Linked DNA regions of Homo sapiens: region 1 is linked to region 2. Evidence: chromatin loops called from intact Hi-C (ENCODE). Cell type or tissue: ovary. All regions are shown on one strand. Links, peaks and the distances in the headings refer to the core of each region. The heading gives the core; the rest is flanking DNA. Region 1 overlaps ZNF385A (zinc finger protein 385A). Region 2 holds the start of HOXC8 (homeobox C8).

What was found. Peaks named below come from ENCODE experiments on the same cell type or tissue, not always from the same donor. Only the 100,000 strongest peaks of a DNase experiment are listed, where the experiment ranks them.
Region 1: it touches region 2 in a loop (3-fold over the local background); 32 of 110 quality-filtered maps call a loop at or near these places.

The regions. Positions count from the first base shown.
Region 1 is chr12:54,368,100-54,373,435 of GRCh38, reverse strand. ZNF385A (zinc finger protein 385A) reads left to right here. Exons shown (of 7, transcript NM_015481.3): 4 at 1,721-1,963; 5 at 2,340-2,509; 6 at 2,715-2,810; 7 at 2,950-4,300. The coding sequence ends at 3,180. All of the region lies in intron 1 of GPR84-AS1 (GPR84, ZNF385A, ITGA5 and GTSF1 antisense RNA 1), which reads right to left. Among named protein-coding and RNA genes, the nearest start is that of GPR84, 6.3 kb to the right of the region's middle. In ovary, for the core only: CTCF peaks have their summits at 3,005 (motif pointing left) and 4,582 (motif pointing right); DNase peaks (open chromatin) are centred at 1,115, 2,925, 3,984, 4,595 and 2 weaker places; H3K4me3 peaks cover 1,929 bases; H3K27ac peaks cover 1,927 bases.
Region 2 is chr12:54,003,891-54,009,250 of GRCh38, reverse strand. It overlaps HOXC8 (homeobox C8), which reads right to left and starts at 266. Exons shown (of 2, transcript NM_022658.4): 1 at 1-266. RefSeq lists an enhancer at 2,780-2,859 and a silencer at 3,090-3,159. In ovary, for the core only: a CTCF peak has its summit at 3,123 (motif pointing left); a DNase peak (open chromatin) is centred at 3,110; H3K4me3 peaks cover 866 bases; H3K27ac peaks cover 876 bases.

The sequences.
Region 1 (5,336 bases), core at 337-5,336, 360 kb before region 2:
TTTACAAGATTCCTTTTCCCTCATGGCTGGTGACCATCCTCAGTCATACTTGCAGCCAAGAAATTGGAAAGCAGGAATATTGAGACAGGAAGATATGATGAGCCACCCCCATCCTGGGATTACCACATCGGATGTCAATCATGGCCAATTCCAGAGAGACCTAACATCTCCATCCTTATACTTGCCTGTCCTTCCTGCCCCACCCTAAGAAGAATGAGAAACAAACATCTGTACTACCAGCTTGGAAACCAGGACCCCATTCTCAATACACACACACACACACACACACACACACACACACACACACACAGAACCCCCTCAGGGATGCACAGTCAGAGTGAGTGGGCAGGCGGGCAGGTGGGGGAACTGAGTTCTGTTTTTTGTTTGTTTGTTTTTTGAGACAGAGTCTCACTCTGTCGCCCAGGCTAGAGTGCAGTGGCACAATCTCAGCTCACTGCAACCTCCACCTCCCAGGTTCAAGCGATTCTCCTGCCTCAGCCTCCTGAGTAGCTGGGATTACAGGCACCTGCCACCACACCCGGGTAATTTTTGTATTTTTAGTATAGAAAGGGTTTCACCATGTTGCCCAAGCTGGTCTCAAACTCCTGACCTCAAGTGATCTGCCCACCTCAGCCTCCCAAAATGCTGGGATCACAGGCATGAGCCACCGTCCCCGGCCACGGGAAGCTGAGTTCTAATTGTACTTTGGCTGCTTCTTAGCCTGATCATCTTAGTTTGTTAACATCTCTGTAAGATGGAGAGGAAGAGGATGATGATGATGATGGTGATAGCTAACATTTCTTGAATAGCACTTTACACATATTACCTCATTTAATTCCTACAGTATCTCTGAGGATATAGGCAGGATAACTATACCTGCCGTGCTTTATAAACCATGAAGTCCTGTCCAGACTGAGATGTGGATGTGCTGTCTGGATTGGGATGGAGGTGAAGAATGTCAGAAAAAAGTAAGAGAAATAAGGGGAAGGACATAGGATGAACAAGCAAATGGGTACCTGGAGGGGTGAGGAGTTCCCCTCCCACAAGCTCCCCACCCCCACTGCCAGCCTCGCCATGACCCGGAAACTGGATCAGCTGCTGGAGCAAGAATGGGAGCGCTAGAGTTTCCCCTGTACAGAGGCCAGAACCCAGCACTGAGGCCTAGGGCCTGTGCATCTTTAATCAAGCCATGAATTATAGAGCAGCCTACATCCCTGTTTCTTCCCTCTCCGGTTCTGATGTTTCTATTTCCCTTTTGCCATGCCTGTGTTTATCTCTCCAGACCTTTCCTCACCCTGCCTCTGCCCCTTCCTAGGGCTCTTTCGTGTACTTCCTGGGGGCTGGGCAAGACTCCAGGAAGGGGCTGTCCTGGCAGGAAGCCCAGACTGGCTGGCAGGCCACTGAGGGGTATATCCTTGTTGCATGCCTCTCCCCCTGGCTGGGCTGGCTGCCAGCTTCACCCTGAAGGTAGGCTGGTGAGGCTGGACCCCTTGGCCATTCCCAGCTAATGGAGAATGAGCCAAGCATTGGAGTTTCACACCCAGCCTGCGGCAGCTGGACCACATCTGGCTCTGGACCAGGGCATGAGAGCATGCATGTTGTAACAGGGTGGGGACTCCTGGTCCCTTGCCCTCCAGGAAATGGGGGGGGTCTCTTCCACATGAAGAGTCTTCTCCAAGAGCCATCTAGGGTGATCCCCATGTTTCTCCCCCAACAACAGTTTCCATGGAGAATGGACTGGGGCCAGCCCCAGGATCCCCAGAGAAACAGCCTGGCTCCCCATCCCCTCCCAGCATTCCGGAGACTGGTCAGGGTGTAACCAAGGGTGAAGGGGGGACTCCAGCCCCGGCTTCCTTGCCTGGGGGTAGCAAGGAAGAGGAGGAGAAAGCCAAGCGGCTGCTCTACTGTGCTCTGTGCAAGGTGGCTGTGAACTCCCTGTCCCAGCTTGAGGCACATAACAAAGGTATGGACTCCCCTGCCCCCACCCAGACTCTCCTGTCCTCAGGCCACCCCTGCCTCTACATCCTAATGCCCCTGGCTTCCAACATCCCTAGACCATCTAAGACCTATCAGCCTATCTGCCTGTCTCCTTCTCCAGCCATCTCCCCTGTTCCTTAGCCCTTTACTTCCTCAGCTCCTCCCTCCATCTTACTCCTTTACCTATGACTCTCTCCTGATCCACCTCTTTGGGAGGGTCCCAAGGAGCTTAGTTAGAAAGAACCCACACTGTGCCCACCCTCTTCCCCCTCATATTGTACCTGGGAATGTGCATTCTGAGGCCCAGTAGGCCTGGATAATTTTTCTTCCACCCCTTACCTCCTGCCCTCTCTGGGCTCCAGGTACTAAGCACAAGACAATTCTGGAGGCCCGAAGTGGGCTCGGGCCCATCAAAGCTTACCCTCGGCTGGGGCCTCCCACCCCGGGGGAACCAGAGGCTCCTGCCCAGGACCGAACTTTCCACTGTGAGATCTGCAATGTCAAGGTCAACTCGGAGGTCCAACTGAAACAGGTGGGTCTAAGGCCCTTCCCAGGAATTCTGGGACGCTCCACCCGCTAAGTGGGGAAGGGGAGCAAGGAGCTTGAGTAAAGGCCCTTCTTCAGAGTTTTCCCCAGGGGGCCAGATGGGAGGGGGCCGGTGCTTGGAGCTTGATTATACTCCCTCGCTGTTGCCCCTTTCCGGGAGCTCACAGCCCCCTATCCACTGGCCCCCGCAGCACATCTCCAGCCGGCGGCACCGAGACGGCGTGGCCGGGAAGCCCAACCCACTACTGAGCCGTCACAAGAAGTCTAGGGGCGCCGGGGAGCTGGCGGTGAGGCCTGGATGCTGGGAATTCAGCAGTGGGAGGGCGCGGGCGGGGAGGAGAGAGGGACGCGGGCTTTGCCCAGGGAGAGGTGGGGTTTGCAGGACCGCCGGGTGACTTCTCTTCCTCCGCCTTTCGCCCGCTTCAGGGCACGCTGACTTTCTCCAAGGAGCTGCCCAAGTCCCTGGCGGGCGGCCTGCTCCCCAGCCCCCTGGCGGTGGCTGCAGTGATGGCAGCGGCAGCAGGCTCGCCGCTGTCCCTGCGCCCGGCTCCAGCCGCACCTCTTCTCCAGGGACCGCCGATCACTCACCCTCTGCTTCACCCGGCCCCCGGACCCATCCGAACTGCGCACGGACCCATCCTCTTCTCCCCGTACTGACCTCAACCCTGAACCCCTCCCATTCAACTCCCCACCTCCAGCCGGGACCCAGGCGTCCGGGCTCCCAGCCCGCCCCTCCTCCCGGCACTCCCTAAATGATCTCTCCTTCCCCCCCCCCACCCCGAGATACGGGGTTCCAGGAAAGGGGAGGGGTAGCGGGGGAGGGGGGCTTCAGAAGGGGGGGAACACCCCAGATCTCAGGGAACCCCGCCCCCTGCCTTTCCCTCTCCCCTAGAAAAGGGGGGGCCGTCTCACCCCCGAGCCCCCTTGGAGACACCCCCCCTCCCAAAAGCCATGTCCATCCAGCCCTTCCCCCCAAACCTAGCACAAAACGGGGTTCACAAGCCATGGTCGGGGTCCGGGGGGGACAGAAATGGATTTTCTTGGCAATAAGCGGACTCTGGGACTCCGGCTCCCTACCCCAAACTGAAGCGCTTCCGTGAACACCCCCGTCCTCCGTAGGGGGAGGGGAGCAGGCGGGATCCTGGGTCCCTCATAAGCACTTTGGTTTTACCGCCTGCAACCTCACTGTGCCCGCCCCGCACCATGCCCTAGCCCCAGGTCTAGCCGGGCCCATTGCAGGGGGCAGCACTTGGGGGCATCTCCGGCACTTGGGTGGGACCAAGGAGATGCCACCATAGACCTTTCCCTCGCCTTCTTCCTCCCTAGTCCGGGTTCCATTCTTTTCACCAGCACCCATCGCCCAAGGGGTACCGAGGGGGGCAAGGGGTGTCCAGTCCAAGCCCACCCCCGCCTCGCCTTCCGCAAAACTGTGAGCAAAAAGCAATAGAAGCCTCGCCCCCGCCCTTCCCCTTCGCAGGATTCGCCGAGTCTGTAGCCTCCCCGATCCAAGTTCCTAGACCTCATGGCTGTCCCCTCCCACCAGTCACCTCCACTGCACAACTCGGGCGGGGGTGTGACACCTCTCCCCCACCCCCGACTCCGTGGTTTCCGTATCGTCAACCCTTCAGCCGCCGACCCGGGAGGGGTCTGGCCTACACTGGTCTTCCCCTTCCCATCAACTCTTTCTGCTTGACAATGTAGCAACCCAGGCCCCCCACCCACGGTCCTCCCCTTTTTCCTCTCCCTGACAATAAAGTCTGAATTTGTTCTGCCCTCCGCCCCTAGACTCAGACTCTGTCTTTGCCCGCTGTTTTGGGAGCAATTCTGTCGTTAAATGTATCTGTATGGGACCGGCACAGAAAGAGGAAAGGGAGCGAGAAGGAGGAGGGAAACGGAAATCGGGGGTGGGGGAGGCAAAATATGAGGCTTGTGCAGAGTGAGCAGAGGCTCCCCATCCCACCCACGCCCACTCTCGTCCAGCTCGTGTAAACTTGGCCTGGGGGATCATTTCTAGTCCAAGTCTGGGACTGCAGCTGCAGCTGTTGAGAATTTGCCACAACTCCACAAGGCGGCGCCAACGACCCGGAAAAGGAGTCTAAGCCCGAGGCTAAGCCGCTCCTGTAATGTGTTTCGAGATTCCACGCAGATGGGTCTAGACTCAGTCTCAGACAAAGAAAAGAATCCAGGCTTTTGTGTGTCTGGTGGGAAACCCACGCCAGCGAGACTCAAGGCACAGGAAGAAACGGGGGGCAGAGACTGGGGATCTGAGCTCTAGGCTCTGGCCCCACATAAATAGTGACCTTGAGTCAGTCCTTGCCCTCTCTGGACCTCAGTGTCACAGTCTTCAAAATAAGGAGACTTGAGTCTTTCAAAGGTTCATTAAGATCTCATGTATCCAAGACTGAAGAACTGAGACTGTGCCATTTACAGATATACTGGAATACCTTCTCAACTGGCCCCTAAATGGTCTGTGGAACAGGGAAACACTGTTCAGCTGTCTCTCACATGGTATGTGAGGAAAATGGTTTCTCCGTTATCTCCAAAATGTGGTTCAACCATACACTCCCAAGAGCAGCCAGTAATCCTGACCCCCTCTATCCCTACTGAGAGGCAGGAAGTTCAAACAAAAAAGCCCAAACCAAAACCCAGAATCTATGTGAGTTCCTCCCGACTTTCATCTCTGCTCACTTCCCCCACTCTACCCACTTCCCAGTCTTGCAGAAGAAAGGAGGAGGGAAGTTGGGATGATGTCTGTTAAACAGGAAAGAGAGGGGAATGGGGGACTCCTGGGTTTGTCAACTGTGAGGCTGAAA
Region 2 (5,360 bases), core at 206-5,205:
CTGGCTCACGAGTACCCCGCCCAGTACCCCCGAAACTCCCCTCCCCCCGGGACCGAACCCCAGGCCAGCTGGCTCCCCGGGACTGGGCTGGGCTGGTGGGCTGGGGGCTGGGCAGGTTGGGGGGCGCCTCGGTGCTGAGCTCGGCCGGATCAGCAGAGCTCCCGGGGCTGGGGCGCGGGCGGCGGCGGCGGCGGGCGGCGAGCGGGCGGCGGCGGCGGCGGCGGCGCTCCTCACTGTCGGTAGGTAGAGCTCGCGCTCTCTCACTTAGCTCTTTCCTCTAACAGCCCAGGCGAATTCCTCAGACTCCCGGCGGTGGCGGCGCTTACACGCGATTCGCGTTCATCAATCCACGACATGAAGACAGGCGAGAGAGAGAGAGAGAGAGAGAGAGAGAGAGAGAGAGAGAGAGAGAGAGAGAGAGAGATGGCGGGGGTTGAGGGGTACAGGGCTGGGGGGACCTGGAGGAAGGGGAGGGGAGGAGAGGGGGAGGGATGGGGGTGTGTGGTGTGTGTAGGGGGGTGGTGAGCCAGCCCCAGCTAATGGCTGGGGCCAGTTTTCCAGGGTACGAATTTAGATGTGAAGGTGCCTCTCGCCCCCAGCCTCGCTTCTCTTTTCCTTCTTCTCAGAGAGAGAGAGATACCTGAGCCAGCAGGTCAACCCAGGTTACCTCAACAGGTATAAGACCTCCAAGGGGATGAATACCTGCAAGCCAGAGCAGGGCCCCTAACCCAAAAGATGGGCTTCCTAGGGGGTCCCTAAGTCTGGAGACTTTGAGGAGGAACAAGCACACCATACTCCCAAATACTTCAGGCATCAGACCCTCCATCCCCTGGCCCCTCCCCAGGGTCCGAAGCTGTTCTGTCTTCTTCCTTAGATCCAGGAGACTCTCTTGCTACCTGCTATGGGTAGAGGAGAGGGTCAGAGGAGGTGGGGCTGGGGAAAACTCCATATACCCAGTCAGGGCCACACTGCCCCTTCAGACACGAGCCCCTGCATGGAGCAGGAAACCCAGGCAATGGCCACAAGCTTGGCTAGGGGCTCTGAGAGCAAAGCTGCTTATGGAGACTAAAAGGAAAGGGCAGCTGTGTGTCCCTGGTTTCTAGCTGGGCTGATTCAGGACATTTCTTCTTAGGAGACTATTTGCATCTGAGTTGGAGGGGACTGGAGCAGGCCTCTTACTTGTCCCCACATACCCCCATGCCATAGGAAATGCCAGCTCAGCCTGGTGGGGCCCCTGGCTTCACTGCAGCTCCCTCTTCCCCAGGCAGGCTGCCCAGGCCAGGATGTGGATGGGAACTATCAACAGACACTCTTTAAATATTTATCCACACTTTCTCTGGAGGGTTCCCCCATCCCCAAGACTGAATACGTTCAAGTTAATTCTAATGGATTAAAGAACCTTAGTCCATCAGCACCCTTCTCTGGCCATAAGTGTGTACAGTGATTTGGGCTTAACACAGACAGAGAGAAAAAGGGAGAAGGTGAGAATACATGCATGCTGTGTGCATATGAATGAAAAAGATGAGTAAGAATTATTTTTCCAGTCCTCTCCCTCACCAGGGTGTGAGGCTGTTACACCCAGGAAATCCTAGAGCACACTCAGGACACACACACACTGTACGTGCTACTTTTCACCCTGAGACACATCAAGTCCATGCTCAGTGTAAACTAGCACACACATGCCTGGAAGCATCCCTGCCACCTCACAGACACTGTACGCACATGTGCACACCCAGGCACACATGCATACATGCCTGACAAACACAGATGCATCTTTAGGTCTTTGCATTATGAAAGCAAAATGCTACCTGTTTTTCTTCCACATCCTGGGGGTTTCAGGGTTGGATGAGGAAGGAGGTGGTTAGGCAACCAGACCTTTTCCTTCCCCATCCGGAGCCCAGCTCTGGAGATGGAAGAAGGAATGGCGGTTCAGGGCAGGATGGTTTAGAGAGAATGAACACCTCCTCCCACCCAACCCAGTCCCCCTATTATCTAAGTAATTGCTGGGGAAATGGCCACTCTCTGTCAAATTCCCAAAGGAGATTCACTGGTGCAGGCAGCAAGAGCTCCCTCCAGGATCCCCTGCATTTGGGGAATCCCACCCCCATCTCAGGAGCTGCCCAAACTCTTAGACACCCAGAACTCTGGCATTGGAGCAGCACGAGGGAAGGGTCAGAAGAGGGCTGTGCCAGGGCTGCAGGCCTCCCTAGGGTCCAGAACAGTAGGGGTCAGGACAGGGCGTCTCTACCCGTACCACAGCTCGCTTCAGCCTTGGCTCCAGCCCTGCCTTTTCTGAGCCTGCTCTTCGGGTGCTGCGATGAACAGAGTGGACTCTGGGCTCCCAGCATCTGGGTCACTGGAGACTGTCATAAATACTTTCTCTTCCCAGCCTGGAAAAAGGAGGCCCAGAGGGCTGGATCCGCTCTGGGGCCTGCGCCTTATCATTTAGGGGGTGGGGTGGGGGGATATTTCGACATTTTATGGTCCAGCGAAAACCCTGCCAGAGAGCTATTCTTCCGGGGCTTTGTGTCTTGGAATGCGACTGTCCCGAGTGTGCCGCCACCGCCGCCTGCCCGGAGAGCCCACCAGTCCCGCAACCCCTGGCCGGACTTGGTTTCCCCTTTTGGGGATCCCTCACCGTTCTTTCATTTGTTTGTTTGCTTTCTTTTACACGTTATCTGGTTTATTTCGCTCCCCGAGCCTGGAAATAAAGGAACCGAAAGCAGCCATCCTCGCCGAGGCCGTCTCTGTCCCTCTCCCCGAGGCCTGCACCGCCCTCATAGGTACCACGGATTTATGTTCGTTTGTCCGGGTCATTCTGCCTTTTTGTGTTAATTACGCGCTGCCTGCTTTGCACTTATCTCCTCCACAAAGCGATTATTTTTAATGCCTGCCCTCCTGAGCCTTCCGAGCCCGCTGCCAGATCGAGGGCCCATCTCCCGCTGCCACTCGCGAATTATTTACACCTCGCAGGTGAGAGGATTGATTTGCTCAGAGCCAGTGGGGCCGGGCCGGCCGAGGCGCGGGGCCTTCTTGCAGCGGCTGCGGGCCGGGCCTCAAATGTCAGTGCGGCCAGGGCGGCCCGGGGCACCGCCGCCTCTAACATTGAGCAACAGCGCCACCTCGCGTCCATTTGGTCCAATGCAGTCCGGCTGGGAAAAAGCTAACAAGAGGTCCCAGGCTTGCCCCAAAGGTGGGAAGTGGGAGGAAGGAACCTCCAGATGGGTGCTCAAGAGAGAGATTCCCTGGGAGTTGCCCCAGGACTGCTGTTCTTTTGTTTTCTAAGTTCTTGAAATAAAACCTTGTGAAAGGTTCCACACTGTTTTCTCTTTTTGTTACCCTCCCTTCTCCAATTAAGAGACTCTAAGCAAAGCAACTGCCGCGATCTCCCCCCATTCAGGCGCATTTCTGGGCTTGGAACATCTCCGCGAACGCGGATGCACGCTCCGAGGCTCCCACGACGGCTTGCCCGCGGCGCGCACCCTAAAGTCCTCCCTCCTCTTACCCTGATGCTGGCCCCGCACCGACTATTCCGCCGCCGCCTGCAGGACTTTGGGGTGGGACTCGGACTTCTCCAGGCTGTTTGACCCCTGGTTTGTAGCCCATCCCTCTCGCGCGCGCGCTCTCCACCTCTCCCTCTCAGCCAGTGAGGTCCTGTTCTCCGTGGGCCATAGACAAAACATTCCTATAATCCGATTTCAAAGGAAAGTGTCCACCTTATTTAAACCATAAAACAATTAAGCCCAGACGTCTAGCCAGCTCCGCGCTGCTGTTTTGTTCGGCCCCATTGAGAACCCAGAACAGGGAGACAAACAGCGCCATAAAAGTGGCATTTCGGGGCTGCGGAAATGTACCTATCCGCTGCCTTCTCAAGTGGAACAATCTTTAGGGTTTTGTGATTCTGACAAAGGAGCAGAGGAGAGGTGGGAGGGGAAGATTAGGGGAAGAGGGCGTTTGCTAGCCCCTCTCTACCCCCAGCTTTCATTTCTTTCCCCAGATGCGTGTTGTGTTGTTAATTCGTAAATGATAGCGAATAAAAAATGATTCCAATCCTGACCTGCAGGCTGGGCTGGGATTGAACAGTGGGCCGGGCCGGGTGGGCCTGTTCTGCATCCCATGCTTTCCTCAGGGTCCTCCAAGCCCGCGGCCCTCCTTCCTGCCCGCAGTAAGGCCGCTCAGGCCGGCTGCAGGAAGCAGGCCGCGCTGATGGACGCTGAGGGGAGGCGACAGGGCCTGGGAGCAGGGGCGGGGTGGAAGCCCGGAAACGCCGCTCTCGGTCTGGGAGAGAAGCCCGCATCCCAGCGCTCCCGACCAGGGGAGAGAGGGGTGTCTTGGCCTCCACTGGGTGGGGAACAGGAGTCAGAGTTCCAGAACAGCAAAATGGCCAAAGAGAGGTGTGAGGAAGGAGAAAAACTATAGGCAAAACACCTTTCAAATGGACCAAGAAAACAATGCTTCTGGAATTGGGGAGGCGGTCTCCTAAGCTCGAAAGAGGAGCTGGTGCTTCAGCGACTGCGAAGTCCCTTGTTGCGACTTGATTGCCCCCCAGTATTATCGAAACAAAATTTTCACCCCTTCCTACCCTCCTCCAGCCACCGACATTGGAGTTTTAATAGAAGGAGAGAGTAGGAGATTCAAATGATGGGGAAGGGGCTGGTCCCTACAAGTGTCTCACCATCCTGTAAGGTGATGCTACGGGGAGCAGCACATGGGCTGGGTCTCTATTTTTTTTCACGGAGTATCTCCCCAAATATTCAGAGCGACACCCTGCACCTTTGGCAGAATGGGCAGCTTGAGATATTAAATGACTATATTTCAAGCAGTCTGATTTTAACAGTTTCCAGATTGGGGGATTTCCGAGAAAGGGGGCGCTGGGCCGAGGCATACCCGGCAGCTTGTGTCTGCTTCTGATTAGCAGATTAAAACTGCTGGTTCTAGGAAGGCGCCCTGGGGTGCAGTACAGCCGATCAGCCCCACCGGACTGTTACACACACATCCCCACATCTTTGCGCTTGGGGTCCCACGGCCACCAGGGAGCACCCCACTCCTGGCTAATCTCTGGCCAGCTTCCTTGGGCCTTGGGCACACCATCCCCCAGAAATGCTGCAGCTGCACAGCGTGACCCAGTCACCCCCAGACAAACATTCAAACTAAACACCAGAGTAGGGGAGACAGAGATTGGGAAGAAAAGAACTAGGAGAAGGGGATCGAGGAGCTGAGACTGCATTGAGAAGTAGAAACTACATCTAATTCTGATTGTATTGGCTTTGCCATCTTTCTCCTTCCCTCCTTCCTTTCCTTTCTTCCTTCTTTTCTTTCCTCTCTCCTTCCATGTCCCATCTCTTCTCTCTCACTGTGTT